Linked DNA regions of Homo sapiens: all the other regions are linked to region 5. Evidence: chromatin loops called from intact Hi-C (ENCODE). Cell type or tissue: dorsolateral prefrontal cortex. All regions are shown on one strand. Links, peaks and the distances in the headings refer to the core of each region. The heading gives the core; the rest is flanking DNA. Region 1 overlaps MAGI2 (membrane associated guanylate kinase, WW and PDZ domain containing 2). Region 2 overlaps MAGI2 (membrane associated guanylate kinase, WW and PDZ domain containing 2). Region 3 overlaps PHTF2 (putative homeodomain transcription factor 2). Region 4 overlaps MAGI2 (membrane associated guanylate kinase, WW and PDZ domain containing 2). Region 5 overlaps MAGI2 (membrane associated guanylate kinase, WW and PDZ domain containing 2). Region 6 overlaps MAGI2 (membrane associated guanylate kinase, WW and PDZ domain containing 2).

What was found. A loop is a pair of places that touch in the nucleus more often than their neighbours do. Peaks named below come from ENCODE experiments on the same cell type or tissue, not always from the same donor. Only the 100,000 strongest peaks of a DNase experiment are listed, where the experiment ranks them.
Region 1: it touches region 5 in a loop (2.4-fold over the local background); 8 of 110 quality-filtered maps call a loop at or near these places.
Region 2: a loop joins it to region 5, with 4 times the contacts of the local background. A loop is called at or near these places in 4 of 110 quality-filtered maps.
Region 3: it touches region 5 in a loop (2.0-fold over the local background); 20 of 110 quality-filtered maps call a loop at or near these places.
Region 4: it touches region 5 in a loop (7-fold over the local background); 22 of 110 quality-filtered maps call a loop at or near these places.
Region 6: it touches region 5 in a loop (4-fold over the local background); 3 of 110 quality-filtered maps call a loop at or near these places.

Annotation. Positions count from the first base shown.
Region 1 is chr7:78,132,087-78,137,300 of GRCh38, forward strand. It overlaps MAGI2 (membrane associated guanylate kinase, WW and PDZ domain containing 2), which reads right to left. Exons shown (of 22, transcript NM_012301.4): 17 at 2,935-3,120; 18 at 803-974. Among named protein-coding and RNA genes, the nearest start is that of DDX3ILA1, 140 kb to the left of the region's middle. RefSeq lists enhancers at 2,384-2,885, 2,886-3,385. In dorsolateral prefrontal cortex, for the core only: CTCF peaks have their summits at 2,413 and 2,612; no DNase peak of the experiment used is centred there; H3K27ac peaks cover 1,213 bases.
Region 2 is chr7:79,279,530-79,284,743 of GRCh38, forward strand. The region is part of intron 1 of MAGI2 (membrane associated guanylate kinase, WW and PDZ domain containing 2); the gene reads right to left. Among named protein-coding and RNA genes, the nearest start is that of MAGI2-AS3, 170 kb to the right of the region's middle. In dorsolateral prefrontal cortex, for the core only: a CTCF peak has its summit at 2,720 (motif pointing left); a DNase peak (open chromatin) is centred at 2,762; H3K27ac peaks cover 544 bases.
Region 3 is chr7:77,937,836-77,943,049 of GRCh38, forward strand. It overlaps PHTF2 (putative homeodomain transcription factor 2), which reads left to right. Exons shown (of 19, transcript NM_001395272.1): 12 at 1-3; 13 at 2,195-2,467; 14 at 2,693-2,824; 15 at 4,865-4,951. Among named protein-coding and RNA genes, the nearest start is that of DDX3ILA1, 50 kb to the right of the region's middle. In dorsolateral prefrontal cortex, for the core only: CTCF peaks have their summits at 2,990 (motif pointing right) and 3,192; a DNase peak (open chromatin) is centred at 2,990.
Region 4 is chr7:79,175,007-79,180,220 of GRCh38, forward strand. All of the region lies in intron 1 of MAGI2 (membrane associated guanylate kinase, WW and PDZ domain containing 2), which reads right to left. It overlaps LOC105375366 (a long non-coding RNA gene), which reads left to right. Exons shown (of 3, transcript XR_927698.3): 3 at 1,973-2,190. Among named protein-coding and RNA genes, the nearest start is that of MAGI2-AS2, 170 kb to the left of the region's middle. In dorsolateral prefrontal cortex, for the core only: CTCF peaks have their summits at 2,051 and 2,255; no DNase peak of the experiment used is centred there; H3K4me3 peaks cover 302 bases.
Region 5 is chr7:78,018,190-78,023,403 of GRCh38, forward strand. MAGI2 (membrane associated guanylate kinase, WW and PDZ domain containing 2) reads right to left here. Exons shown (of 22, transcript NM_012301.4): 22 at 1-1,787. The coding sequence ends at 1,126. Among named protein-coding and RNA genes, the nearest start is that of DDX3ILA1, 30 kb to the left of the region's middle. RefSeq lists an enhancer at 853-1,354 and a silencer at 1,335-1,494. In dorsolateral prefrontal cortex, for the core only: CTCF peaks have their summits at 1,774 and 2,559 (motif pointing right); DNase peaks (open chromatin) are centred at 1,027, 1,732 and 2,512; H3K4me3 peaks cover 1,935 bases; H3K27ac peaks cover 2,708 bases.
Region 6 is chr7:78,088,191-78,093,404 of GRCh38, forward strand. The region is part of intron 20 of MAGI2 (membrane associated guanylate kinase, WW and PDZ domain containing 2); the gene reads right to left. Among named protein-coding and RNA genes, the nearest start is that of DDX3ILA1, 100 kb to the left of the region's middle. In dorsolateral prefrontal cortex, for the core only: a CTCF peak has its summit at 2,616 (motif pointing right); a DNase peak (open chromatin) is centred at 2,596.

The sequences.
Region 1 (5,214 bases), core at 658-4,657, 110 kb after region 5:
CTGGTCTTGAACTCCTGGGCTCAAGCAATCCTCACACCTCGGTTTCCCAAAGTGCTGGGATTATAGGCGTGAGCCACCACACTGGCTGCTAATATTTACTAATGCCTACAAATCCTTCAACATTCTCCCTACCTCCACATCATCATCATTCTCTGAGCCATGACTTTTGTGGTTCAATGGACGTCTGCAGCCACCTCCTAACTGCTTAACCTGCATTCACCCTGCCAGCCTCCTGTCTGCGCTCTGCAGGGCAGACCGAGAGGCCTTCTTATAAAGCAAATCCAATGATAGCAGTCCTCAGCTGAAGACCCTTCAATGACTTCCCGCTGCACTTAAAGATCAAAACATTAAGTAAGCATGCTTACAAGGCCCTTTAGGGTGGGCCCCAGCCACCCTCACTGGCTTCATCTCACATCATACTCTTCTCCTTCTGCCACCCCATATATTGGCCGCATTTCCATCGTGCATACTGCAGGCTTGCGCCTGCCAGGGGGCCTCTGAGTAAGTTCTTCACTCTGGACTCTCTTTAACATGCTCTTCAGCTGTTAAGCCCTACTCATCTGCAACTGCTCACCATTTCTGCAGGAAAGCATCTCTCTTTGTGAAGGACAGACACTCAGCTATCTTTACTAATAAAACCATATCTATAACACACACAACCTCGAAATCACACAAAGGTATGCACGGCGATTTCTACTTTATAAAAGTCTCTCTCTCTGCCTGTCCTGTGCTGTCCCCAAATACTCCCTCCTTTCCCCACCCTATCACCTCTCAGAATCACAAAAGTCAGAGGAAATTTTACCTATTTTCGTGTCCTTGCAGCTGAAGTGGTTGAGGTGGTGCTGGCTGGGCGATGGGGCTGTTGGGGGTGGCTGGGCTTGGCTGGGCCAGGGGACTCTGCTGTGCCAGGGGACTCTGCTGCGCCATGGGACTCTGCTTCTCTGAGCTGGGTGCCGAGGTGGGGCTGTTGAGCTCTGCGATGGAGAACCAAAGCGGCAGATGCAGTCAGGTTAGTGTTGATAAGGGGAAAGAAGTGACTAGAGGCAGTGACTTTGCCTCTGCTGATGGCTCAGGCTTTGGTTATTTCCGTTTCTGCTAGGTTTTTAGATAGCAGGTTAATCTTATCAAGTTCTAATACCATTTCTGATATTTGTATTCTTTCATTAATGATCACTGCAGAACAAGGCTATGAACAGTATCTTGTCATTCTGCCAGAAGAAAAGATTACCAAAAAACCTCATAAAACTATGAAAAAAATTATTCAAAGGACTAAGCTCTAAAACATACTCTATTTTTGCAGCATCGCTTGCTGAGAGAAAATGGATCCGCCACCAGTTTTTGCTTGTAATAAACAGCCTGAAGAGTCTTCCAAAGTGTGGATAAGGAATGAACCATAAAAAGAAAAATGTTTTTTACAATCTTTTCCTCATCCCTTGTCAGTCTTATTGCCTCATAGCCCACTGGACTCCACACTTTTCCAGAAAGAAGAAAGAACCCTGGACACAGGAAGAGTCACAAAACTATTCTATTAAATAATTGCTTCTGGAATTCTTTGCTAATAACATCAAATTTTCAACTGAAATTGACTCTATATATTGGAATAAGGGCCCAACAGACACATTCCAGACTCAGAAAACTGAGAAGCGTTTAGATTTTCAGCGAGCAATCTTGTTTGCAGTTAATTTCCATTGAATAGCTTATACATGTTGGTGTCTGGAGATAGTAGGTTATAAAGCAGCATGGCCATTTTCTTTTCTCTCTCTCTTTTTTTGATTGGGTAAGAAAAGGGAGGTGATCTATTAGCATTCCCCTATGAACTCTTCTTCCCCCCCCTTTTTTCCCCACAGTCCAAATCTTTTAATTCCTTCTCCATTTATATCAGGGTTTCCCAGACTCAGCACTGTTGGCATTTTGGGTGGGGTAATTCTTTCCTGTGGACGGCTGTCCTGTGCATTTTAGGATAGTTGGCAGCATCCCTGGCCTCCACCCCCTAGATGCCAGCAGCATGCCCACCTCAATCAAGACAGTCAAAAATGCCTCCAGACTTTACCAAATGTCCCTTGGGGGGACAAAACCACCCCCGTTGAGAACTACTGTTTTATATTTAAAGTCAAGTGGCTGTTTAGCCATTTGCTGCCTACATGTCAGATAATCCTAAAATGGAATTGGGGGCTGAATAAAACAGAGGGTACCAAGTTGAGTGAGCCCATCAGCCTCTGTGTGGGACACTCATCAGTGAGCTCCAGAAATGGAATTCTTCAATATCGTTGATGAGTCAGCAGCCAGAAACTAGTCATGAACCCACTGTCTCTGGAAATGGTGAATTTTTGGTGCAGTGATGTTCACAGCTCCATGACCCCTTAGGGCATGGTTATGAATTGTGATGTTCACTACTCTTTTGAGCCTCAGGGGGGAGTCCTTGTACAGACAAATTCAAAAGGCTCAGTGGGAATTTTAAATTCTTATCAGATGCAACATTTTCTAAATGAGCTCTCCTTATACCACAAAACTTCACGTTTTCAAAATCAATCTGACTTTGAGGAATCCTCTAGAGATTTACTGTTAACATAAATTTTTTTTTTCAGATTTGTAACTCTGTCACCTCTGTTGAATGAATTCTGACTTAATATAACCATAAAAGTGGGGGCCCACAGGGAATGATTGAATAACCTGGCGTCTTGGAATTCACACTATTTAGCCTGCAATGTCACATAGCTTGACCTCTGAATGAAACAGGTACTGAGTAAACAAGATATGGATTGCAACTGAGTGTGAGTTTTTGCAAAAGTGGAAATAATAATCAACCTCTGACACTCTGACACCACAGTGACGGCAGGCAGGTGCACTCCGCGACCCTGGCGGGCAGGCTGAGAACACCCGGTGAGTGTGTCCATGTGTTGGCCGCCTCTCTGCAAGGCTGCCTCAGGCACTCACCCTCCTGAGGAATGATGCGAAGGGTGACACTAAGACCTGCATCCTTGATGAGCTTCACGATGTCAGCGTGAGGCATGTTGATGATAGACTGGCCATTCACTGCTAGGATCCGGTCTCCCACTTTTAGTTTTGCACAGCGATCTGCAGGACTCCCATCAATGATGCGTCCGATTTTATGGGGCACAGCTAAAAAAACCCCAACAGAAATAGGTATCAGGGACATCACCAATACATGTTCTTTCAGTCCCAGCCCCAAAGGAAACAATGAAATGTCAGAATTCCTTCCTTCGTCAGTGTATTTGCCTTTTGAAATCACACTAATTTCTATCAAATGGGGTCCTGTGCATACTACTGAGACCAAAGTTTCTAAATTCAAGTCCTTTGCAGTGATAGGCCAATTCCAAACACAGACCAGGGGTTCTCAAACTTTGGGGTGATCATAATTAACCTAGAGTTAAAAAGACAGCTATTTGGGCCTTACTGGGGACTGTCTGAGTTAGAATGTCCAGGCAGGAGGCGAGGACCATGAATTTCTAAGAAGCTCCTAGGGAGATTCCAATATATATGAGTGTTTGAGGACCACATAGAACTTTGTGCCCCATGAGCTCATATTCTAGGGACAATAATCAATAATTTAAGAAAGCTACAATAAATGCCAGAAATTCAATTTCTATCCTTTTATTATTTTATTGAGAGGAGAAAACAAGGAAGGAAAGAAATATGTGTTAAATGGGTAGTAGCCACTTGGTAAAGAAGTTATAACCACCTTCCCACTCATGTACTAAGCTATAAAGGTTGGTGTGTTGTCACATCTTACCTCTTCTTTTTGATTTACTTTTACATGGTGCTGATATCTTGCTAATGTCTGATACATAATGCATTTATTCAAATCTACAATGCCATGGATGGTAAGACACACCTTTATTTTATATGCCACGGGAAAAAAAATAAAAAGAAACACTGCTAACTAAATAATGATGCTCCATTGATTATAAGATGCTCTCCAACTGTCAAAATATTAAAATATAAAAATGTTTAGGATTGGTAAAATGTTATACGTCTTTTAAAAACAATGTACACTTCTTTTCTTTCTTTCTTCTTTTTTTTTTTTTTGAGATGGAGTCTCACTCTGTCGCCCAGGCTGGAGTGCAGTGGCGCGATCCTGGCTCACTGCAAGCTCTGCCTGCCTCCTGGGTTCACGCCATTCTCCTGCCTCAGCTTCCCGAGTAGCTGGGACTACAGGCGCCCGCGACCACGCCTGGCTAATTTTTTTGTATTTTTAGTAGAGTCGGGGTTTCACCGTGTTAGCCAGGATGGTCTCGATCTCCTGACCTCATGATCCGCCTGCCTCGGCCTCCCAAAGTGCTGGGGTTACAGGCTTGAGCCACCATGCTCGGCCTATTTTCTTTTTACTGTTTATTTATATGTGTGAGGAGAGCCACACACATGGGAATACAGATTTTTCCTAGAAGGTTGACTTCAGTGTAAATGTTTAAGTACCTACCAAGATAACTATTTATGGGGTGGACATCAATAGTATACCCTGTGTAAACCCCCTCAAGGAGTTTACCAAACTAGAAGCCTATTCCCTTTCCATTCTCCCTTCAAGACTGTGAGCCCCAGCTCAGAAACCTGTCAATAACTCTGTGTTGTTGCTCTCCCTATGGAATCAGGTACTGCTTTGATCTGTAGAAATATGCAAAAACACAACCCACCATTCAGTATGTTTCAGGGATGTCTAGTCCTTGAACTCTCAATCTTGCACATGCTTTACAGCGAAAGGCAGAACATTAGCTAATAACCATGGCAAGGAAGGACAATTAGTGATTTAATGAGCCAGTACCTTGTTCATTCTTCTATTGTGAAAGGTTATAGATAGCATATGAAAATATTGGCTGAGCCTGTGTCCCTGAAGTGAAACTCATCATGTTGGAAACTAAAACATGTTTTTATATACCATAAGCACTAATGGCTTCAATTAAGAACACCTTACATAGAGCATGCTAATGATCATCTTAGAATCTTAGGACAATCAATGTTTTTTCAAGTAGAAATATAAGAACTCATTAATTTACTGACTTTAAAAAAATGATGTAGGCATTGCAAGGTATTTAGGGTTGCAATTATAATTAGGGTGAACTTTAGTTCCTGTTTTTGCCCCCTTTCATGTTCAACAGTGTCTCGGAATGAATGGTTCATCAATGATTTGGTCTCCCTGGCCATAATGTGTATATTGTTATCTGTCCCGTGACCTCTGCAAAATTACCTAACTTCTCTGAG
Region 2 (5,214 bases), core at 554-4,553, 1.3 Mb after region 5:
GTGGTGGCTCACGCCTGTAATCCCAGCACTTTGAAAGGCCCAAGTGGGAGAATCACTTGAGCCCAGGAGGTCAAACCTGCAGTGAGCCCTGATTGAGCTACGGCACTCCAGCCTCGGCAACAGAGCAAGACCCGATCTCAAAGAAGTGGATTATTTTGAACATTATTGTCCTCCAGTAGGGCATCTGTTTTTCTCACTAAGTAAGTCAATAGTCCTTTCAAGCCAAAAAAGCACATTTGATTTAACTTCTTCAGTTCAAATTACGTGACATTTACCATAACATAAAATTTACAATGTTTGCAGCTTAATTTGTCACAAAACTAATTTTTAATGAGAAAATATTAGAAGGCAGTGATTTAAGCTTTACTAAAGATATCAACAGTGTCAAATAAATGCAACCAATATTATAATTAAAGTGATGACATTGAATGCATATATTTCTATCTGTAGTCTGGAATATAAAGGAAACTAGGAGGAGGTCTTTTTTATTTATTTATTTTTTATTTTTTTAGCATCACCTAAAATAATCAACCAATGTTGAGCAATTTCTGTAGATTTAGTACATAGCTACATGATGTAGGATGTTCAAAAATATAATAAGTCTTGGTCTCTGTGTTAAAAGCAGAGTTAGGAAGATACAGAGGCACATGTGAACATTTAACATGACCTAACAGAGATGACGTAGAGAAGACTTTCTGGGAGCACTGGGGATTTATCTATTCTTTGTAGAGATTTGATCAGACACTTGTAAAGGACAATGAGAGGGCAAAGCAAAGATAACAGTTGGAAAAAGGAAGTGTGTGAGTTGGAAGAATAACTTGACAACCAGGTGGTAGGGTTGATATTGTATGTAGGAGATATAAAGATACCTATCCAAGTCCAATGGAATCTAGGATGTAAGAGGTATCAAAAAGTCCTTGTAAAGGGAAAATATAACAGATGACAGGAAGTTTTCGGAAGATTTTCCATGTAGCATGTATTGGAAGTCAGGGAGTAAGGGAATAAGATTACTTGTTGGGAAATTGATGCAGCAATACATTTTTTTAAATTTATTTAACACAAACTGGTGGCAAAAGATGACTCAAGAAGACACAATAAAGAATAAAACAAGGTTTGGGTCTGGGAGCCATGACTTATGCCTGTAACCCCAGTATTTTGGAAGGCAGATGGGGAGGATCACTTGCAGCCAGCTAAGACCAGCCTAAGGAACACGGCAAGATCACACCTCTACACAAATTTTACAAACATAGCCAGGCATGGTGGTGCGAACCTGTAGTCCTAGCTACTTGGTAGGTTGAGGTAGGAGGATAGCTTGATCTCAGGAGTTCAAGGCTGCAGTGAGCTATGATCATGCCACCATACTCCAGCCTGGGTGACAGAGCAAGACTCTGTCTCTGAAAAAAAAAAAAAAAAAAAAAAAAAAAAAAAAAAAAAAAGAATGATATAAGGTTTGCCTGCAGAATGAATTTTCCAAGGGAGCATAACCTAACTGTTTCAAATAAGTGACATGTCTGTCTAGAGAGTCACTTGGGAGTCATCCACATAAACATGACCAGAGAATATGAAATGCATGAGCTGAAAGAAGATAACATGTACTGACCATGAAAATGCTGATAACCAAGAGTTAGGCATAGATAATGTTCAAGAAGTTAAATTATCAGGGACTACATACATTTTCCAGAAAAGTAATTCTTAAACTTTGGTGTGCATGAGAACCATGTGAAGGCTGGATATTCATAATGCAGAGTCAATAGATCTAGGGTTGAAGCTAGAAATCTGAATATTAACCAGTAGCTCCTGGTGATGCTGCTGCCAGTAATCCTGAGACAATTCTGGGACACACACTGAGAGATATTTGTAAAATAAGAAAAAAGCTGGCTTTGATGTACAACTTTATGATGCTTTTATATCTGAAAAGCGATCTTTATGTTTTTCATACAGTCTGCTTGATGCTGCTATTACATATTAAAAACAAAGCCAAAACAAAGTAAAACACTAAGTTTAGAAGAAAAAAAAGAGAGGGCAAAAGTCTGCAATACTACAAAAAAAATAGAGCATAAGAAAAATTGCTGAGTCATCACTGCATATTAAGAGGTGGACATTTTACTGCAGACATCTTTCAAAGGACGTCTGGGTAAAATGAAGTTATGGAAAAAGTAGATTTATCTTTATTGCTATACTAAATCAGAATGCTTGATGTGTTCCAAATATAGTTATCTTCAATAGATCCATGGCAGTATCATTTCAGCTAGTCATATTCTTGCAAGTTTTACATACTATATAACTTCTTCACTCTATAATATGAAACAGAGTTAGAGAATTGTCTAAATCTTGAAAGAATATTTAAAAATTAATCAGCTTCCCACTTTTAATTGAAAATTATACTATATATATAACTTTTATCATTCCTGTGAGATTTTTACCTTTTCATGATTCCTACCAATTATTTCCACTATAAATCTTTTCATGGATGAATATTACAGAATTTTATAGAAATTTAGAAATCTGTGTGAAGAAAAGGGATCAATGAAAAGATCTCTTTCCAATAAAATGACTAATAACAGCTCTAGAGATATTTAATACAATTAATCCCTCTGAAAATTTTATGTGAAAATTTCCAAGTTTAACAGCATTCGTCTCATTAAGCAACCCATATTTCATTAGGTATATACAGCACTTGTGAGGCATTGTAAAATCTTACAACTCCAGTTCCCTCTGGTGGCAGAACATTCAAAATTAGACTGTCAGCAACTGAAGAGAGCTGCGGCAGGCTTGCTTGCGTTTATAGCCTCCAGATGAGAATTACAAACGGTTTTTACTTGCGGGCTGTGATGGCTTTGGAAATAGCTTCTCATCTACATCCTTGGAGCAAATAACTGCTGCTGAGGATGGAGAAGAAACGAAGCTGATTTTATACTGTTGTTTTTGTTGTTGTTTTCTGCAGGAAAAAAGTTAGAGAGTTAATGAAGCTTAAGAACATATCTGCAGGTGATTTGGAAAATAATTTTCAAATTAATGTATCTACTACATCTTTTAAGCCAAGACATAACAAAAAGCAGAGAAAAGAACAAAAGAAGACAAGGGAATAGAAAAAAATCATAAGGAGGAGAACCCTTACTGTGCTCATTAGAAGAGTCTCTCAGGCATGAAAGAAACGTTGGGCAAGGTGGCTTAAAGACCTGGCATTCAGAAAGATGATCTTATATAGATAAAAGTTTTATTTTAATGTATTTTTAAAACCAAGGGTATTTCAGGCAAATTGAGGCAGTTGAGTTTCCAGAAATCTAAGTACATTGTAGAGGTTTAACAGCTAGTTGAGCAGTAGAATGAGGATTCAACTACAAACTTCTGACTAGAAGTTAATTTTTTGATATATAACACTTTACAAATGTAGATCTAAAGCTGGGAAGGACAAAAGGCAATTCTAGGTTACTGCACTCTAAGAGGCATATGCTTGAAAGAATGCCAGATGTGATCAAATGGCTGAACATGTTCTATTTTCTGTAACATGAAGCTTAAATATGCTACTGATTTTTGTAATCCTAGTGAAATGCAGCCTCTTAAATATAATCATATGTGCTTTTGCTTTTGAATCTTGAAGCCAAGAAATCTGTAGGATTATGTTCCCTCAGGGTTCAGAAATTTTAAGAATCCAAGAGGATAGGGCTTAACTTTAAACTCTTTCTAATACACAGATTTTAAAAGTCATTTGGAGGTGTAAATGTCACAGAGGACATATAAATGCATGAAACATTGACATTTTTTAAAAAATGATAAGCCCTCAGATTTCAATTTCTCAAACAATAATAAAGCAGAAAGCATTCTTTGCGTGTCCAAGTGGTGACTATGATTTATTTAAGTTTGCATAGCATTCATTGCTTTGTAACTACCTAACAACCATTACTCACTTCCACTCCTTTATCTTCATTACTAATGGAATCTAGATTTTGTTTACCATCCTCTGAGGGACCTTAATCTTCAGAGAGGATAGGCACCAGCACCAGTAATGACTGACCAAATCCGATCATGGTAGTCTAATTCCTTCTACTAGTAATTAGTTCAGGTGGAATATGTGATGCAATTATGGCCAATAAGACAAGAGAGGAAGTCTGCTAAGAGGCTCTGGGAAAATTTCTTTGTTCTTAAACATATACATAAAGAAAGGTTTTGACTTCTTAATGGAACTACCTAATTTTGCACTTCTTATTATCTATTAATACATATGCTTGCTGTTTAGATTATTTTAGTTGTTTCTTTGGCTACTTCCATGCAAAAGCATGCTACCTGATATACATTCATGTGCTGCATAATCAATTTTCAGTCAACAATGGATCACACAGATCAGAAGGTGGTCCCATAAGGTTATAATACCATATTTTTACTGTATCTTTGTATCTTTATCTATATTAGATACACAAATACTTATTATTGTGTTATAATGGCCCATTGTATTCAGTACAGTAACATGCTATATAGGTTTGTAGCCTAGGTGCAATAGGTTATATCACATAGCCTAAGTGTGTAGTAGGTTGTATGATCTGGGTTTGTGTAAGTGCACTTGATGATGTTCACACAATAATGAAATCACCTAATGATGCATTTTTTCAGAACGAATCCTGTCCTTAAGCAACACATGCTGTGATTTGTCTCTGAGCTTTTACATTTTATGATAGGGTCAGCCATAGGGTAAAAGTTAGGTTGAAGTAGGCCAGGATAGTCTTTATCAGTCTCCTCCATGATAGCTGGAATCTTCAGAGCCCAACTCATTCCCATAATAAATCCATAGGCCCTTACTGCACACTTACAAATGGACATCCATGTGTCAAAAGCCACAGGGCATATCCTCTACCCTCTTATGTAGCTCCTAATATGGGACTTCAATTGGTCTGGCATGGTCCTGGGCACCCCACTAGACCACATATCACATACTTTTAATAGTTACTGCATATGCTGGCCTCTTCCAATTTTTCATCCTCCTACTCATGACTTATTTTCTTAGAATTCTCTTTCTCTATTGAAAAATGGTGATAGATACAATGAGAGCATTAAATCATAATGAAAATATTATTCCTTTCCAAATAGTTAAAATTATTCGATTTCAATAGGTTATCTTTGAGAACTTAGCTCTGATTTAAGAAGATCAATAGTTTCAATTAATGTTAGTTCTGGTTTAAGAAGATCAATAGTTTCAGTTAATGTTCAATTGGAACGTTA
Region 3 (5,214 bases), core at 739-4,738, 80 kb before region 5:
AGAGTGAGTTTTTAAATTTTATTCTTGTAGTTCAAGGGTAAGACTTAGTAATTATATATAAGATAATTACTGGAATATTATATTAGTAACCTTCTGACCTCATTTCTTCACCCTGAAAAAAAAGTTACATGTGTGTATTTGTTTCTGTCTGTAATTTAAACAGTGATTTGTCACCAAACCACTCTCATCTTCTAGTGTTTTCACTTATCTGACCAAGAATAGATGATACGGTCTATAATTTTTCTCTTTTATCTTTTTCTTTCTTTTGAAATTCAGGAGCTTGTTAGATATATACAGGTGTTAATAAAGACTTTTCTTTGGACTAGAGATTGTTGTTACAAGAACTTTAAAAATAAAAAAATAATTAAAAAGACTTATTTTTCTGTATCATTCTTACTGGTTCATTTGTTTAATAGGACTTAAGACATGAAAAAATCAAACTAGTAAATTTGCATTCATACTTGCTTACCTACTTAAATATATAGAAGTAATGCAGATAGTGGTAAAAGTCTTGAGTAGTTCAAAGAAGTCTAATTGAAATACTGTGGATTAAAATTTTATTTTCTATTATTTCTTTTTTCAGATAATTACTGATTTTTAAAATGTGTTGATTGGCCGGGCGCGGTGGCTCACGCCTGTAATCCCAGCACTTTGGGAGGCTGAGGCGGGCGGATCACAAGGTCAGGAGATCGAGACCATCCTGGCTAACATGGTGAAACCCCGTCTCTACTAAAAATACAAAAAAATTAGCCAGGCGTGGTGAAACCCTGTCTCTACTAAAAATACAAAAAATTAGCCGGGCGTGGTGGCGGGCGCCTGTAGTCCCAGCTACTCGGGAGGCTGAGGCAGGAGAATGGCATTAACCTGGGAGGCGGAGCTTGCAGTGAGCCAAGATCACGCCACTGCACTCCAGCCTGGGCGACAGAGCGAGACTCCGTCTCAAAAAATAAATAAATAAAAATAAAATAAAATAAAATGTGTTGATTTCTCTGGACTTGTTTTTAACTTGCAATTTCTAAATTTCTTTGGTGCATTATTGTGCTTGAACTCTTCTCCACACTTTGTGTAAGACAGGAATTATAATAACTGGGTCTAGAAATTGATAATACTCCCTATAACATATCTCAGTGTGAGCAATTAAAAGCAGTTGACGGGGAAGTCTCTGGAATCTTGGATCTAGTTTGTGCTCTGTAACTTAATTACCTGTGAATTGGCAGATCACTTAACTTACAATGGTCTCATTTATCTAATATATATTATAAAAAGTTGGCTACATGATAGTTAAGATCTCTTTTAGTTCTGCCAGTCTAGCATACTGGAAGCTTTTATATTGTCCCATTATCTAATTTCCTTTTTTAAAATAATTCCCTCACCTTTTTCCCTTTCTGTTTAATTTCTTCTTCCTTCTATCATCTCTCTTCTAAAATGCTTTTAGAGTTTAAGGAGACACTTATTTATATATTGGACTATTCAAAGAGAAATGTAAGCGGCTGGGTGTGTTGGCTTATGCCTGTAATCTCAACACTTTGGGAGCTAGAGGAGGGATGATCGCTTGAGCCCAGGAGTTAAAGACCAGCCTGAGCAACATAGTGAAACCCTGTCTTTACATCTCTACAAAACCCAAAAAATTAGCTGGGGGCGGTGGTGTATACCTGTAGTCCCAGCTACTAGGAATGCTGAGTTGGGAGGGATCACTTGAGCCCATTATTGTGCCACTGTACTCCAGCCTGGGCAATAGAGTGAGACCCTGTCTCAAAAAAAAAAAAAAAAAAAGAAAACAGAAAGAAAACCTCAAGTTACAAATGTACAAACGTATGAAATAAGTGTAATGCTGAGTTTTTTCTTCAATGAACTGAATTTCAGTGGATATGAGATCTCATTCTCTTTAATATTGCAGTATTTATGAATATTTCTAACTTGAAATAATGAAATACATAAATTTTTTTCAAGATCTGGATGACAGTCCTTTTGCCATCTACTTAGTAAATTAGCGATCTGATAATTGTTTTTAAGATCTGAAGAATTAATGACATTTTATATGTAGTAGGCTCTCAAACTTGAATGGGATTCAAATTACTCAGAATGAGTATATTTTAACAAATGATTTCATATTGCTATAAATAATTCTACTGTAGATAAAATTTATGGTATAATTTTATTTTTCTTTTCTCTCTCTTCCCCTGGCTCCCTCAAGGTGAACAGCCATATACCAGGAATAGGATACCAGATTTTTGGAAATGCAGTCTCTCTCATACTGGGTTTAACTCCATTTGTTTTCCGACTTTCTCAAGCTACAGACTTGGAACAACTCACAGCACATTCTGCTTCAGAACTTTATGTGATTGCATTTGGTTCTAATGAAGATGTCATAGTTCTTTCTATGGTTATAATAAGTTTTGTGGTTCGCGTGTCTCTTGTGTGGATTTTCTTTTTTTTGCTCTGTGTAGCAGAAAGAACTTATAAACAGGTGGGTATAATGTAGACTTCCGAATAAGAATATTTTATCGTTTTCATAATATTAAAAGTATTCCTGAAGTACTTTATTATTTCATTATATCATTTTTACCTAATTATTTTTTATTTTGCTTTTATAGTACCTAACCAAATAAAATCTTAACAATTCATATTTTGTTAATTTTGTTTTTCTGTGGTAATCTACTTGAAAATTAATCCTCATCTTAATCTTTTTTAGCGATTACTTTTTGCAAAACTCTTTGGACATTTAACATCTGCAAGGAGGGCTCGAAAATCTGAGGTTCCTCATTTCCGGTTGAAGAAAGTACAGAATATAAAAATGTGGCTATCTCTCCGTTCCTATCTTAAGGTAGAATGGGAGTGATAAAAGTAGCTTTAACATGCTGGCCCTTTCTGATAGTTCCAGTTTCTTTATCAATATATATTTGTCTCTAGATGTATAGTAACCAGCTTTTACTCATTCAAAAACTGGATTAGGGATTTTGTTTCTACTAGCCTGGTTGTCACAAGCCAGCAGAGGGAGCCCACTACTTAAAAAAGAATTTAAAAAAAATAACCAATGAGTTTCCTCACAGAAGTGACCTATTACTATTTTAAAATATTAGTTTGCAATTCAGTGTCATTCTTTTCATGTCATTATTTTCCTTTAATCTTTTGAGTAATTTTCCTAATTATGGAAGTATGATATAAAAACTCTGGAGGGAAGAGGGAAACATCTAAATTGGTTTTAGGAAAACACTTTTTTTCTGAGGATTACTTCTTGTTATTGCATTAAGTAGCAGTAGAATGTCATTATATATGGAGTAATCATGCAAATTCCAATGATATTTATTCACAGCACTGTCTGTATCTTAGTAAAGTTGACCTGAAGACCAATCATCCTCTGACATACCTAGATCTTTAATGCTTTATATTTTGAAATAATAATCAAAGAAGCCCTAATAATAATAATGCCCTATTTCTCTACTCTTATATTTAAAAAATTCATTGTTCTGTTTATTAATTTAACTTGTTAAATTTAGCTTACTTAGTGTCACTGCTGCAAATTGGCATGGATATTTTTTTCCTATGACATATCTGTTGTATGGAGGGATGAATCTGATCGCTTGAATTCGTCCAAAATTTCCTCCATTGTCAACCCTAAGCAGGTGTTACATTCTTTTGTACATTGATTATTTTATTCCGTAAACACTTATTTATGTTAACCATGTGCCATTCATTGTTGATGAGATGAAAGCCCCTACCCTCATACGTAAGCTTATACTTCAGTGAGGGAATGTAAGCCCAGACCTAGGAATTATCCTAGTTTAATCTCTAGTCTCCAATTTATCACCAATTCCTATCTTTTCTGCTCCCAAAATATATCTTGAATCCATTTGCTTCTCTTTGTTCCATTTCTGCCACCCTCATTGAAACCATCAATCATCTTCTACCTCATGCTACTTCAGTTACCTCTTACCTGGCATTCCAGCATTCACATTTCTTCTTTTCATTCCTTTCTTCAGTCTGCCACCAGTGATCATTTAAAAATGTATATTTGGCCCTATATTCTTAAAACTTTTTGGAGGTTCTTCATTTCTCTTAAGATAAAGCACAAAATCTTAACAAGGTTTATAATGCCCTTTATGATCTAAGTTCTCCCTTATTCACCTGTCTTTTGTTTCATTTTGAAACACTCTCCTTCCTAGTCCACTACATTCCAACCATTTTAGACTGCTTCCGTTCTTTACATGAGCTGTGATCTGTCCTGCTTTATGTTCTTGCACATGCCCTTCCTTCTACCTAGAACACTGCTGTGTGCCATCATGCCCCTGCCCCTCCCCCTTAGTTTGGTGTAAATATCACTTCCTTAGGGAGATCTTCACAGGCCCGCACTCCTAACCCTCAAATCTAAATGAAGTCTCCCTGCCAAGTATCTCAAAGCATCCTATGTCTTTCCCTTTTAGCACTCATCACAATTTATCACATATATCTGTGATTATTAACTTGATGTCTCACTCCCCTCCTAGTTCCTGTGAAGGTAGAGGGACCATGTGTTGTTCTCTGTTGTATTTGTAGCACCCAGCACAGTATCTAGTGCTAAGCAGGTGCTTAAGAAATATTTGTCGAATAAATGACTTGTGTTTGACAAAATGAAGTATTTGAAAGTTATACCAATAATTTTATGCTATATAAATATAGATACCCTTTTAACTCTGTTGCAATTCCTCAGGAAATCATAACACTATCATTAAAATTTGCCTAACAAATTAGGTATATTCAACATTGTGGGCTGTGATCAACTGATGGTGATGAGTCAACACCTTTATTGAAACCATGGAAATTATCTGCTGATTAGTAAATATATTTTAAAATGTTTCCTTTTCTCCCTTCCACCCACACCCTGCAGCGTCGAGGTCCTCAGCGATCAGTTGATGTAATAGTTTCATCTGCTTTCTTATTGACTATCTCAGTTGTATTTATCTGTTGTGCCCAGGTGAGTTAACTCGCTCCATGTAGAAATTAACCAGATATATAAATATTAACTTTCAGATTAATAAATAATCAAATAATAATATAAGTAAGCCTAGTTAGAAAGTAAGTTTTGAAGTTACCTTTTTGCAGTTTTTTTGGTAGAATAAATAAGTGCATCTTATCTCTGTGCCATGAACAGTGAGCATGTATGCTCAAATGTCTGTTGAATGAACACAGATTAATTAATTTTTGCCTAGAATCCTTCTCATTATCTTTACTTCCCAA
Region 4 (5,214 bases), core at 454-4,453, 1.2 Mb after region 5:
GTCCAAAGAAGTTGTCTGAAATATGCACCATAGTTCAGCTATTGATACCATTACTTGTAATGGTGCTCATTAAATGCTGTGTACATCAAGCAGAACAAGCTGCAGAAGATACATGCTTTCATTTGAATATTTTTCAATGAAATAGAGAAAACAATCTATAAATGAGAAAATCTGAATCAAAATTTTATATATGTCCAAAAGAAAAATGATTAGAAGAAAAAACACTGACTGATTTTCTCTGTGTTGATAGATGTGGAGATTATAGGTAATTTTCAATTTTCTTCTTTATATTTCTTTATTTGTCCATATATCTCTAATGAGTACATATTTCTTTTATAATACTAAAAGGCAATTCAGTTTATTTTTAAACAAAACAACCTCTCTGTTGCCCCCTTCCCATCTTGCTTTAGTACTGGTTTTCTAAGGATTTCCCTAAATGAGATTACAATGGTTTCAAATTAAAACATCAGTTGTCCCTATCTAAATTGGTTCTTTGAAAAATGAATGCCTGAAGGTGTTGTAAACTGCTCTTCTAAGTGCAGTCATGTGTCATTTAATGACAAGGATAGTTCTGAGAAATGCATCCTCAGGCAATTTCACCGTAGTATACTTACATAGAGCGTACTTACATAAACATAGATGGTGTAGCCTACTACATACCTAGGCTATGTAGGATAGCCTATTGCTCCTAAGCTACAAATTTGTACAGCATGTTACTGTACTGAATAGTAGGCTATTGTAACACAATAAGTATTTGTGTATTCGAATATATCTAAACATAGAAAAGATACACTATTATAATCTTATGAGACCACTGTCCTACATGTGGTCCATTGTTGACTGAAACATCATCATGCAGCACATGACTGTACAATTAAGCATTTCCCTAGTCATTTTGTTTTGTGTTTCAGTGATTTATTTTTCTTAATACAAACCTTGCATGGGGCATTAACCTCAGTATTTTCATTTGTTACCTCTCTCACCTGTTAAAGACAAGAAATTGAAGGAGCTAACACAGACCTGCTAATATAATAGTTTCCTGTTAAACATGTTAATGAATTAATATTGTAAAAGATAACAAAGCTTGCTAAGTAAATGAAAATGTCACCCCTTCTGTGTTAGCATAAGGCACTTTGATTACTTCATATTGCATATGCATGTGGTGGACATCATGATGCCCACTCGAATATACCTTTAAGGAAGGACCTGCTGCCTCGTCAGGATTGCCCCAGCTGCCTTGCTTACAGTCAGTCCCCTTCCTGGTATTGCCCACATCCACTTACTGACAAGGTGGGAGTATAAAGACCTCACCCTCTCAGCCTGATTTAGGAGGACTCAAGGACCATTCTAGGTCCCAAGCATCCTGTTGAATTAGGCCTGCACTGCAGTTTCACCTTTCCCTCTGCACAGTATTTCTTCTCTTCTTTTTCACAATGGCATATCTTAAGAAACTCATACAAGGTCAACTCCATCTCAGAATGAGAACACTCTCTGGAACAATGAATTACTTCAGTGAATACAGGTGTACTAGTGGCCTCTTGGATATATTTTGGATTTTATTATCATAAAAATTGATGAATGAAATTGTAGAATCAGAGATATATAGATACATTAATAAGAAAACACCTAAAACCAAGCTCACCTTAGATCATTATAGAATTTGCCTTTGCCCACTACTCATTAATAGTTACCAGTTTATAATTTTATAAAACACCGTGATCTGAGTTTGGGAGAACTTGACAATTTATTTTGTAATATCTTAGTAAAATAATTTTTTAAAAAAATCACTGTTGTATCAAGCTTTGGGTTAGTTTTAGTAAAATGACACACTCAATGTACTAATTTGAAATCTTTTCTTGATTGCAGCTAAATAGTTGATCTGATCCATGTGTCCCCCTCACTCTGTTCCACATATGGCAACAAACAATCGCATAAGTTTAGCAAACTGAACCTTGTTTTTGACACTTTGCAGTGCTTCAAATGATGCGGAATCAGAAAGCAGCGATTGAAACTTACTAACCCGACCTGCTAGTCTTTGAACTGAAGCTCTTTGCTGCCCTCTGTAGATACCTAGAGATGAAAACGGCAAAGTCAACATTCACTTTCTCAGTTATGGTAATTTTGTTCTGTAATCTTAATAGAAAAATAGACTAAACAGAAGGTGTTTCAATTAAAGGGAAATTAAGGATCGTTTTTTCCTATAATTTCTTTTGTACTATATCGTTGAATTTCTGTATTTGCCTTTAAAAAAATCACTATTTAAAATTAAAACTTCGTGTTTAAAAACACTATGGTAAGACAAAGTGAAAATACACACATGAATGCATGAAAAAAGAATTAGTAATTTTTCAACTTTCTTTTGACTTTTTTATCATTTTATGTATATTATCCACATTTTAAAAGTCATATGAATTATGGTAGATAATGTCCTCTAAACATAAGCTACAAGTTCTATTTTCACATGATAGTTTTCCTTGCCTTTGGCATGATAATTATTGTTGTTTCTAGTTTCTTGGGAGGGGCTATTCTTTTGCAAGAAAATAATCACTATTTCAATTGTTGCAATTCAACTTAAAATTATTTTGCTGAGCATTTTCTATGCACTCAGCAAAAGTCTACATGCTGTGTAGGGGATATCAAAATGATGATAATAATAGCAGCAAACTGCTAAGTGCTTAACCTTGGAAAGATATTGTAGCACATTACTTTACATATGCTAACCATTTAGTCTTCCCAAATATTATAAGGTGTCTGATTTTGTAGAGCCTACAATTTTGTTGAAAATAGTATTACTCGATGTTCCATCATCATTTCTCTGTTACCACAAATTGCTATCTTAAGGCATAAGAAAGGTCAGCCACGTTTTGTAATGCTTGCTATTTCACAGCGTGTATGCGGTTTTACTCCTATTCAGGTTATCAGTACTTCAAGCTTATCTATAGCATCTTGTCTTTTAAGCACTGTGTTAAGACTACTTCTCAAGATATAATCAACTACTGAATGTAGTTTCTCTAAATATTAGCCAGGCTTCCATCTATCATATCTTCAAAGTAGTGGTTATATCTTTATGAAAATAAGATCCTAAAAGTCCTACACTGTGGTCCTTCATTATTTCTACTAAATAAATTTCTACTAATTCTCTCTTTCTTGTCGCTGTACTTCCCTTATTTTGTACTGGCTACAAGAAGACTTACTTGGTTCATCTTTATGGGATGAAATTATACTTAATTAGATGTAATAATAAGAAAATCATTATTAGTGAAAACAGCAGATACGTTCTAGCACTGATGGTATGGAATTACAGTCTGTGAAAAAGTTAGCTATAACAGAATAAAAAGCCACATAGTTATGATAGATATTCGATAGATATGTCCCTATGAAAGAGTGGAAAATAGGTTTATATAAATGTAAACATATTAATATTAAGAATCATATTTATTCACACCTGTAATCCCAGCACTTTGGGAGGCCGAGATGTGTGGATCAACTGAGGTCAGGAGTTCGAGACCAGCCTGACCAATATGGTGAAACCCCGCCTCTACTGAAAATACAAAAATTAGCCAGGCATGGTGGCATGCAACTGTAGTCCCAGCTACTCAGGAGGCTGAGACAGGAGAATTGCCTGAACCTGGGAGGCGGAGGTTGCAGTGAGCCGAGATCACGCCACTGCACTCCAGACTGGGCAACAGAGTGAGACTCCATTTCAAAAAAAAAAAACTATCATCTTTATAAAGGAGTTTCAGTATTATGTAAAGGGCATCAAATTAATTTTTTTTGTTAAACTTTATATCTAAAAGCATTAACATCATTGGCTATTTCTGCAAATAATTTTCAAAAGAATATAGCAAAAGTTTGCCATAAGTTCTGCTCAACACAAGATAAATCATTGTCTTTTTTATTATACTACTAATCCAGCATGTCTACATAGTATGAGAGCAATAAGTTTTGCAAAAATTGAAGATTTAGTAAATTATTAATTAAACAAATAATTTTAAAGCCTATTATGTGCTAGGTACGATTTTTGTCACTAGAGTTACCTCAGCAAACATCATAAACAACAATCCTCACCATCATGGTATAGTCATCTGATGCATAGTAACATTTCAGTAAAAAATGCACCACATATATATATTACAGTGTTAATAATTTAGTTTAAATATTGTGATATTTTAATCTTTCAAATCTTTTTTCTGAAAACACCTATTTTTTCCTTCAGTTGTTAAAAATTGTGAAAATTTATGTTCAGCAAAATTCACTATTTTCATATAAACAATTCTATATACTCTGTTGAACATATAGTCATGTAATGACCACCACAATTTCAAGATGTAGAATGATTACTACCCAAAGCAATCAACAGATTCAATGAAATGTCTATCAAAATAATGTGTCACTTTTCACAGAAATAGAAAAAACAATCATACAATTCATGTGGAATCAAGAAAGAATCCAAAATGACAAAGCATTCTTGAACAAAAAGAATAAAGTTGGAGGTATAATATAACTTGAATTCAAAATATATTATAAGGTCACTGTAATAAAACAGCATGGTATTTCTATAAAAATAGATATATGGACCAATGGAACAGAATAGAGAACCCAGGAATAAATCTACATATTGATAGCCAACTGATCTTTGGTAAAGCTGTCAAGAACACACATGAGGGAAAGGATACCTTGTTCAATAAACAGTGCTATAATAACTAGACAGTTATATGCAGAAGAATGAAACTAGATTCTTGTCTGTGACCATATACAACAATCAACTCAAGGCGGATTAAAAACTTGAATGTAAGATACAAAACTATAAGACAACTGGAAAAAAATCAGTGAAATGCATCAGGATATTGCTCTAGGCAACTATTTTATGGTTAAGACAGAAAAGCGCAGGCAACAAAAAGAAAAATAGACAAACGGGACTCTGTCAAACTAAAAAGCTTCTGCACAGCAAAAAGAAACAATGAACAGAGTGAAGAAGCAACCTGTTGAATGGAAGAAAATATTTCCAAACTATTCATCTAATAGGGGAGTAAAATCCTGAATATACAGGAAACTCAACAGATGAAAGACAAATAGCCCCATTAAAAAGTGAGCAAAGAACACGAATTGATATCTTTCAAAAGAGACATATAAATGAGCAACAGGTATATGAAGAACACACAACATCATTAATCATCGGGGAAATGCAAATCAAAACTGAGATATCATCTTGCC
Region 5 (5,214 bases), core at 557-4,556:
GGAAAGAAGGATAAGCAGAAAGGAATGCTAAAAAGACTCACGTTCTTTAATGAAAATAAATTGATTGTAATTTTTTAATATTATAATCTGAGAAATATAAGACAAATACTCTGCCTCTGCTCTGTCAAAGTGCAAATGAAGTCATGGAGACAGGGTTTAAAATAAGACAATAAAATAAGTGAAATCACATTGCTGACAAAGAAGCTATCCATCTCTGCTAGCCTGGGACGACAGAAAAGCCTCTTCATAAAGGAACTGCAGCGTTGCCTATCTTGATTAAACAAATTGTGGTCCTTCAATTATAAAATTCATATTTTAGAGAAAAACCAATTAAGATCTATGAGCTAAACTGCAAAATTCTGACTTATGGCAAACTGTTCCCTAGGATACAATTTTTAAAACCTTTTTTTTCTACCACTGAAAATGTACAGAAATATGATTTGATCACAGAAAGGGCAATAAAAATGGCATCACACCAAGAAACTCACTAGATTTCTAAGTCATCCTGCAGGAGGCAGGGAACGCTGCTGCTAACACCGAGGATGGATGCCAAGGGTGAGCCATGGAAACATGTCATGGGTGAACGGTTCCGAATGTGTCAAAGAAACCCTTTAACCCCTGTCTAGATATGTCGAGAACAATTTATTTACAACGCTTTAGATCAATTAAAAGATATAATCTTGTCTCAGTTTCAGCTTGCTCCGTGCAGTTTGATTTTTAAGGCGATATTCCAGTTTGTGATTGCTCTTAACTTTGTCCTGTTTCTTGATATAAAGTTTGGATGACATCCAAGTCCTTCATGCAGTGGGGAGGAATATTTTTTTTTCTTAAACTAAAGCTACACTGCACTGTCTCTCTGTGATGTTCTTCACGTTATTTTGGTTCTTCCATAGCTGCCAAAGCCCCCACAAGGGAACCGGGGGCTTTAGGATCAGTTTAGGTCTGCGCGTTGATGCGATGCCGCCCAAGCACACCGGACACGTGGGACTTCACGTCGATGCTCCCAGGCCTTGGTGCCTCGTGGATCTATGCGTGTGACAGTGAAAATAAATTAAAACGCCGTGAGACGGAACCTAAGAAGAACTGCCTGCGCCGGGGCGGGCGGGTTGGCCGTGGCCGCGCGGCTCATCTGCTGGCGGCCGAGGCGCCGGGTTTGAGGACGCTGGGCAGCTTGTCAGAACCCGGCACCTTCCAGGGCCCCGGCGCGACGGCGGCCTTGCGCGCCGGGGCGCCCCCCGGGGGTCGCGGGCCCGGCCGGGGACCCGCGCGCGCACCCGCCCTGCCCTCGGCCTCCAGCGCGCCGCTGCCGCCGCCGCCCGGGCCGGCAAACGCCGGCGCAGCCCCCGGGCCTTCGCGCCGGCAGAGCTCGGAGCCCGCCGCCGCACGGGGCGCCTCCTTCCCGCCCGCCCGCGCCGCGTCCGCCGCGTCTGCCGCCGCGAGCCCGGGCGCCCTGGCCTCCGAGGCGGGCCTGCCGGCCTCGGGCCGCCCCTGGCCGCCGGGCGCCTCCTCGAGCCTCGGCCGCGCGGCCCTCTGCGGACTCGCCGAGCGCTCCCTCTGCTCCCCGAGGCGCTGCTTCTTCTGGCCGCAGGCTGAAAGCTCCTTTGGTTTCCTAACGTCGTGTTCCCGTTTGATATCCCAAGTTGGGCCTGGGCTTATCTGGTGGGAAGGGTCGGAGGGTGGGGCTGGATGTGATGGAGAGAATGGAGCGAGGCCGTCGTCCAGGGAGACGCCTACTTCCGGCAGACCTGGGGCGGCGGCAGCGGGAGAACTCCAGGGGGCGGGTTCGTCTGTGGACGGGAAGCACAGGCGTTAGCAGTGGCGCACGCAGGACGTCCCCGTGCCCTCTCTACGCCGGGGACAGGGGCAGGCAGCTGGGGCGATTGCTCTCAGGGGCCGGAGCCACCGCCGCCCCCACCCCCACCCCCACCCTCACTGCCGAGAGGGCAGCGGCCGCGCCCCCGGGGATTTGGGGGTTCCCTCCGCCCCGCTTAGCCCCCACGCCCCGAACCTCGTCCGTGGACCGGGGAGGCCAACGCGAAGCCCAGGCCTAATCCCTTCGCCTTGGCCCTGCTAACTTCCGGGGGTGTTCTCGGGCCTGATAGTCCTGTATAGACAGCTCACTTGACAGCCCTTGAATAAATGGGTCTCCAACTCGAGTAGACCTTGGAATCACCAGGGTGGTGGTGAAAAATACAGATTCCCCGGGAGGAGCAGGCCCGGAGGTTTCAGCAGCACGGGGCCCAGGAAGTCCTCTGTATTTTTATCAGGCACCCATTCTGAAAAAGGTGGCCTAGCAGGGGTGTCCAATCTTTTGGCTTCTTTGGGCTACATTAGAATTGTCTTGGGCTACACATAAAATACACTAACGATAGCTGATGGGCTCAAAAAAAAAAGGTCCATGCATAAATCTCATAATCTTTTAAGAAAGTTTACAAATTTGTGTTGGGTCACATTCAAAGCTGGAGGCGGGTTGGACAAGCTTGGTTTAGAGCCAAGCTTTGAGAAACACTGGTCTGGGTTCTCTGGAAGTTGGGAAGTGACGTTCTCAACCAGTAGGTGTCACTCAAAGCATATTCCTAGCTGCTGTCAGTTTCAGAATTTGGATAAATACATTTTAAAACTATCATTTTTTAAAAAAAATCGTCCTTAATTCCATTTTTTTTCTTTGCCAAGTCCGGATGGAACTTAATTCTTTTTAGTACTTCTAACATTATGGAGGGCCCCAGGACTAAGATAATTCTTTCTAGGAAGTCTAGTTCCAACATTTACTTAGGATTTAAGTTACCTACTTCCAAAAAGGATTTAAGACAATTGACAACATCAAAACACATATAAAACAATGATTAAAATGAGAGATGACTTTTTTTTTAAAGCAACAGCTGGTCAGAGGCCAAGTAGAAGGACAGATGTATTAGGAATCTGAGATGAGTTAGCTGCTACTGTGAGCAACAACAGTTCCCTGGAGCTTCTGGCCACTAAGGGGAAATGAAAGCAGGGAAATCCAATTACTGTGAATCCTTGATATTTGTAAGAAATATGTCTCATGACCTTGGAAATGCTCAAATTTTGTGATATTCTAGAGTGTAATTTTTCTTCCACAGAATTGGTATATGGTCATGAGTGGAGAACGAAGAAACCACATTGATAGATTTGAATTCTGGGTGCCAGGTGAGCCTCCCTCACTAGCTAAAAGATTCAGTCCCACACAGCAACCTCAGTGCATGTGATTCAAGCTCTTGCCTCTGTAACGTGTCAGAGGCTGTCAGTGATACTTGTGCATACTCAGTCCATTAATGTCCAGGGTCTACTTTGTTTGAAACTTGAGGGTTCTTATATAGTACCTTTGATACTGATTTATAAAGCAATAAGGAGAGGAAAAGGGCAGTGGCAATGGTTTTCCCAATAATTCTGGCCATCTTTAGAATGGCAAATCAAAAACGTTTCTCATTCTATGTGAAATTCGAATGGAACATTTTGGGCATAATGTTAACCTTCCTTCTTCCATACACTGATGTCCATTATCATTTTCACATGGTAAAATCCTAGAAGTCCTGGAATCTAATCCTGGCTCTGGCATGTATTTACTGGTGACGTGATTTTGGACCAACAACTAAATCTCTCTGAGCCTCAATTTCTTCCTTTATAAGATGGGGATAAAATATCCAACTTTACAGATGTGAGACATACACTTTCTAAGGGAAAGCACTTTGCAATGGGAGGGTCAATCATATTTTTCTTCTGTACCCCACCTGCTGCCTACTTATGGATTGGGCTCCTGTGGAAGCCGCCTCATTAACTAGTACCTTTGCAGGTGAGGTTTTGAATAAGTGCAATAAGGCAGTCATTTCCAGGTGCTGTGATTCCCAGGTGTCATTTTGCTACACCTCAGGTATCCTTGGTTACCTTAAGGAATAGTCTGAAATCCTCAAAGGCAAATATATCCAATGAAAATGAGAATGTGTTCTACTTTTGGGTGGGTTAGAGTTTAAAATCAGACTAACAAATGATAAGTGGTGGCAATCCACCCATCTAGCGAGATACAGCTTAGAAGAGTTAAAAAGTGGTCTTCAAAAGGCCTAACTAGAGGGTAGCTTGTGCAACAGTGATCTCTGACTTGGACCATGGTAATGATATTTCACATTTTAATAGCTCTTTTCCCCATCATTACATCACATATGGTAGAGTTAATTAGCTGGCCTCAAATTACTTCTTAGATAAGGGGAGAAGGTTGATATTACTCACACCATTTCCTGAAGGAGGAATTGAAGTAGAGAGAGGTTAACTAACTTGACCAAGATTACAAAATGGGCCAGTTAGGAGTAAAAATTTGGGTTTCTTTACTCTTTTTACTTAGAAACTGTCCCAAGATGTTACCTTGCAAATAGGATTAAAGTATGTGAAATGGGCAAGAACAGTGGCCACTGCCAACCAACAGGAACCAGATCTTATCCTTAAGCAGAAGACTTAGCATTTATTTCTGAACATCTTACTACATATCTGGCATTGAACTGGAGAGTTCCTATCCAGAAAAATGAAAAAATATTCATCCATCCATCATTAGTTGGCTTCAAATTACTTCTGAGATTCAGGGAGACACTCTTTTCTTTCCCTCCTCCAGTGATTTTTCATATCGTAAAAGGTGAAATTATTCACAAATTCAAAGATTCCTCTTATAAAAGTTTCTCAAGAGTTTGTTTATAGATCATTAAACACTTAACAGCGGGAGAAACTAAAAACTAAAATGTTCCAAGTCACTATGGGTTAAAAATATTAACAAGAAATTAAGATTTACTATATCACAAAGTGATTTAAAAGATGGATATCTATATGAGTGGTTGAATATTTTCATTTTTCTGCACAGGAACTCTTCAGTTCAGTACGAAACATATGGTGTCTGTCCAGGCACGAGCCTGCAAAGCTCCAGGCACGAGCCTGCAAAGCTCTGTAAAGCACAAGGGGCCTCTTCAGTAGGCAGCCCATATCCCACCTTGCCCTATCACCTGCCTCAGCAAGGTGACACAGATTGTGCTGGACAGGAAGAGCCCTTCTCTAAGACTGGAAAATCTAGTTTTTATGAAATCTTGACATATAATAACCAGAAGAGTTCAATTTAGTTCTGCTTCCTTCAGACGATGTTTTTCTCCTTCCTGCCTCCCTGCCTGCCTACCTGTTTCCCTGCCTCCTCCTTCCCTCCTTCCTTCCTTGCCTCCCTTT
Region 6 (5,214 bases), core at 677-4,676, 70 kb after region 5:
AATCAGATACATTTATTTTCTGGATAAGCATTCGGCTTTGTGCAATGACTTCTATACTGACTCATGGTAACAATTCCTTGTTTTCCTGAAGCTAACTGTCTTGCATATTGCATTTACATTTCAACTTTTTAGCACCTTCTCTCCTCTCTGACCTCTGCTTCTGTCTTTACATCTCTCTCTCAGACTGTGTGTGCACCAGTCCTAGACCTGACAAGTTAACAGCATGAATGAGCATGAAAAGGTACACCAAGATGGGTGGCGGGGACATTGGTTAGCTGGGATTTTGAAGATAATTTAATGATGGGACTGTTTTCGAAGAATGGGCAGGGTTAATGCAATCAAAGAGGGCTGTTGAGGCAATGAAGGATAAATATGGTGAGTGCTGTTACCACCTCTAGTCTGAAAGACATCAGGGAGGAAAAGAAGTTACAGGGGCTGAGTGAGAGCTGGCGCCATGAAAGAGAGGCTGCCTGTCTACAGCTGGAGCTGTAGCGGGAAGGAATGCTGCCAGGCCCACAGCACCAAGGCAGGAGCAAAGGGTAAGAAATACCCCAACCTCTCTGTGGCAGACAGAATAAAGTCCCCCATCCCCAGATGTCCACCTCCTAGTCCCTGGAAGCTGTGTTATGTTCCCTTACATGGCAAAAAGGATTTTGCAGATGTGCTTACCTTAAGGATCTTGAGATGGGACGATTATCCAGGATTGTTTGGGTGGGCCTAATATAATCACAAAGGTCAAAGTCTGAGAGAGAAATGCAAGACAGAAGCAGAGGTCAGAGAGGACAGAAGGTGCTAAGCTGCTGGCTTTGAAGATGGAGGAAGGAAATATAAGCCAAGGAGTTTCTAGAAGCTGGAAAAGGAAACGAAATGGGTTCCTACCCCAGAGTCTCCAAATGGAACCAGCCCTGCTGACATGGTACTTTGATTTTAACCCAGTGAAACAAACCGATTTCAGACTTCTGACTCCAGAACTGTAAGACAATCGATTAGTGTTGTTTGTGGTCATTTATTACAGCAGGAATAGAGAACTAATGTACTTTCTCTCTTTCTGCCCTCTGATCTCCTGCTGATGCTTCTCATTGGCCAAATCCAATAGGAAGCCAGAAGGCAAGAGTGTTTGGGTGATACAGACATAGCCATCATTCCCCCAGAGTAGGGCAGAGAAGCAAGTAGAATAAATCTGGGGGAGAAGGTAGAATAAAGGAAGAACAAGCACTGGGGTGGGGTAGGTGTGGGATGGAATTGATTTTAAAACATCAAATATGCCAAATATGCCAGACGAAGGCTTTAAGCAATAATTCAAGAACAAGACAAAAATCAAATGGCAGTCTAGCTCAAATCCTATTGGAGAAACTTTTTGGAAACCTTTATTTGTTTTAATATTTTACTTTAACATGTGTCGCCTCTATACCATTATAGAAAGAGGAGTGGCGTCAGGGTTACTGAGTTGAATGCTCTTTTTAAAATTGCCTAAGATGTCAGAGTTACCTTTGCCTCTGGTCAGTTTCCAAGTCCCGTCAGTTCTACATGTACCCTGTCTCCAGCAGCTGCCTCTCATTTCCCATTTCTCTTGCTGCCATTCTACATTGGCTGTTCCTCTCTTTCCCCTCTTCTTTCCATCCATATGGTTGCCATAATTATATTTCAAAGAGCATCTCTGATTTTGCCTCACTCCTCCTCAAACACCTCCCCTCCTGCCCCATGCTTCTTGAACAGAATCCAAACTCCTTGACATGAGGTGTAAATCCTTTAGGACCTTGTCCCTGTGACCTTCTGGCTTATCACCACCCTTCTCTTGTGTTTAGTCTGGCCCACTTGTACTTCCTCCACTCTTCCTTCCTCGGCATTTTTGCTGCTGTCCTCAGCCTTCCTTGTTATTTTTGTCATTCTCCCTGGATCCTTCAATCCCATCTCCTAATCATGCCCATTCTTCAAGGCTCTGCTCAAATCCTCCAAGAAGCCATTGCTGGTCACTCCAGGGGAAATTTATCCTCCCTTCTCTGTGTGTCCACTGCTCTTACAGCTATGCCTCTCTTATAGCACTTACAGTCACACTGCCTGTTAGTCTAGGTATCTGTGTATTTATTTTCCCCACTACCATTTCTGAACCTACTCAATTATAAACTCTTGGAAAGAGGGAGTGTATCTTTGTATCTTCTAGTAGTAGCTGGTGCATTGCCTTGAAAATAATAGATGATAAAACCTTGCAGTGGGGACAAATTGATTACTGTGTAGGGCACAAATGATTAATGGCAGAGGGAGAGTCTTTGGGGGAGGTGAGGGTGTATGGGAGACTGGAGGGGGGCTTTGAGGCAGCCTGTGCCTTGCTCACTATGGTTTTCCTACTGTCAACTGAGGTGCCTGGCACAAGATAAGAGCTTCATAAATATTTCTTAAATGAATAAGTAAATGCTATCTACTTCACTTTGGCCAAAGGCAACCTTGAATTCTGAGAGAACAAAGTCTTAACAAAGGTCCCTAATATTTGTTATAATATGAAGAAGGCAAAAAAAATGTATTGAGGTAAAAACAACACAATCTTCTACTTGCAAGGAGAGGCAAGCTTACAAACAGCAAGCCTGTGCCAGCAACCAGCTGAGGAAGACACAGCCACAAGGTGGAAGCATCTCTTTTCTTTCTGAAATAACCATGCCTTTGTTGGCATAACTGGCTGAAAGCAGACAGACTGATTTTTGCATTTACCAGTCCTGTGAGAAGCACTGGGAAATACACTCTTATTTATGATAGTTATTCTATAACTACCTCCCAGTATACAGCTTGAGAGCAGAGATTTGATTGTATATTTCCACAATATCTTTTGTAGCTTTTAACATCGTAGTGACTGATGTGTATGTGTGTGTATGTGTGTGTGTGTGTGTGTGTGTGTGATAAGAGAGTAAGAGTGAATGAATAAGAGACAGAATGATCGATTGAATGATTTGGGGGTAAATTAAGGAAGTGGTTGCTGATAATTATTACTCTGCACCCACTGCTATGGTCTGAATGTGTCCCTCCAAATTCATGTGTTTGAAACAGCCCCCAGTGCAACAGTGTAGGGAGGCAGAGTCTTTGGGAGGTTTTTGGGTCATGAATGGGTGAATGCTGCTATTAAAAGGGCTTGCGGGAGTGGGTTTGTCCTCTCTTGCCCTTCTGCCATCTGCCATGTGAGGACACAAGAACGTTTATACCAGATATTGGTGCCTTGATCTTGGACTTCCCAGAAACCAGAACTGTGAGAAATAAATTTCTCTACTTTACAAATTACTCAGTCTCAGGTATTCTGTTATGGTAGCACAAACAGACTAAGACACCAATTAAAGCATGCATAGGGGCACTGAGGGCAAGGAGCTCATCTTATTAATCTTTTTATCTCTGGTTTCTCTTATCCTTACTTAAGGTGATGACACTGACCTTTGGGAGGAATAGGAATTTATGAAAGATCTCATAGCTTATAAGTGGAAATAACAAGACCAGTTGCAGGTTCCCTAATTCCAACACCCAGAGCTCCTTACCCTTTATGAAGTTGCTTCAGCATTGCGGAAGTAGGGAGTGGGGAGAAAGGCACAATAGTAGGATTTTACTTGGTTCAGAGATAAAGGTTTCTTCTACATGAAGAAGCAGCTATTTGAGATTTTATGATGTATTGTTAACCTTTGGGACATTGTTTGCAAATACATATTCATGTGTTGCAAATAGCTTTAAAACCCAGGTTCATTTAAGCATGAGTAGGATGAAAAAGAAAGTCTGATTCACGTGTACTGAGGATAGCTGTAAGTGTGAATACATCTAGTTAGTACTTCATGGGTCTGAATTTCCCTGGTCACTATAACTACCTTCTCTTCAAATAAATGTTAGTTTTGTCCTTAGCTTTCAAAACTACATGTGTTAAAGTTTCAGATCAGTGGGATCACCAATGTCCTTGTGCCCAATTTTAACAGTGCACAAGGAGTATACCAAGTGAAAAAACTCATGTCTCTGAGGTCTACTATCTTTGTTTGGCCATAATAAAAATACAGTCTGTCTCTAATAGCTTGATTTAAGGTCAGCTCTTCAGAGAATCTGTACTCTTTGCCATAATACTCAATGGTATTGACAATGAGTGCATGGATTATACTGATTTTTCTATTGATATGCTAACAAAATAAATAGAAAGAGTAGCAGTGCATCACTATCATTTTGATGCACGAAATAAACATTATCCATTTTACTTTCTTTGACTATTTAAAGTCACATATTAATTACTTAAATTTTACAACTAGGAATGTAGCCGAGTGTCTAAAAATCTTGTTTCTGTTCATGTTAATTCAGATTGTCCATCCATGCATGAGAACAGCTGAGCTATGAAATTGGGCAGCATGTTTTCTGGCAATAATGAGGAGATAATATTCCTTAGGAGTATTTAAGTGACATCACTATTAATAGGTTAATTGGAAATAAAAACATAAAGCTTTCTTAAATCACTAAAATAAAAAGCCTCTGGTTTATTGTAGCTTTGCAATGTACTTTTTGAACTGTCCCACTTTTCAGTTTCGGTTAATAATTGTCTGATTAATGTAACTGCAGCTGCTCTCAGAATTCCACATACATCCCTTGGATAATCAGCCATTTCAAAAGGAGACTTTCCCATGCATATGTTGATTCACAGTCATACTGTTACCTCTATTGCTTTACCAATTTCTTGAAAAAATGACTCCTGCATCCAATGAAGTATTAGGTTGGTGCAAATGTAATTGCAGTTTTGGCTGTTGAAAGTAATGGCAGGGAAACCCCGTCTCTACTAAAGAAATACAAAAAAATTAGCTGGGTGTGGTGGGGGGTGCCTGTAGTCCCAGCTACTCAGGAGGCTGAGGCAGGAGAATGGCGTGAACCTGGGAGGCAGAGCTTGCAGTGAGCCCAGATTGAGCCACTGCACTCCAGCCTGGGTGACAGAGCGGGACTCCTTCTCCAAAAAAAAAAAAAAAAAAAAAAAAAAGAAAGTAATGGCAGGTGGGGCGTGGTGGCTCACATCCATAATCCCAACACTTTGGGAGGCCAAAGTGGGCAGATCATTTGAGGTCAGGAATTCATGACTAGCCTGGCCAATATGTTGAAAGTCTGTCTCTATTAAAAATGTAAAAAAAAATCATGGTGGCGCACGCCTGTAATCCCAACTACTCTGGAGGCTGAGGCAGGAGAATTGCTTGAACCTGGGAGGTGGAAGTTGCAATGATCCGA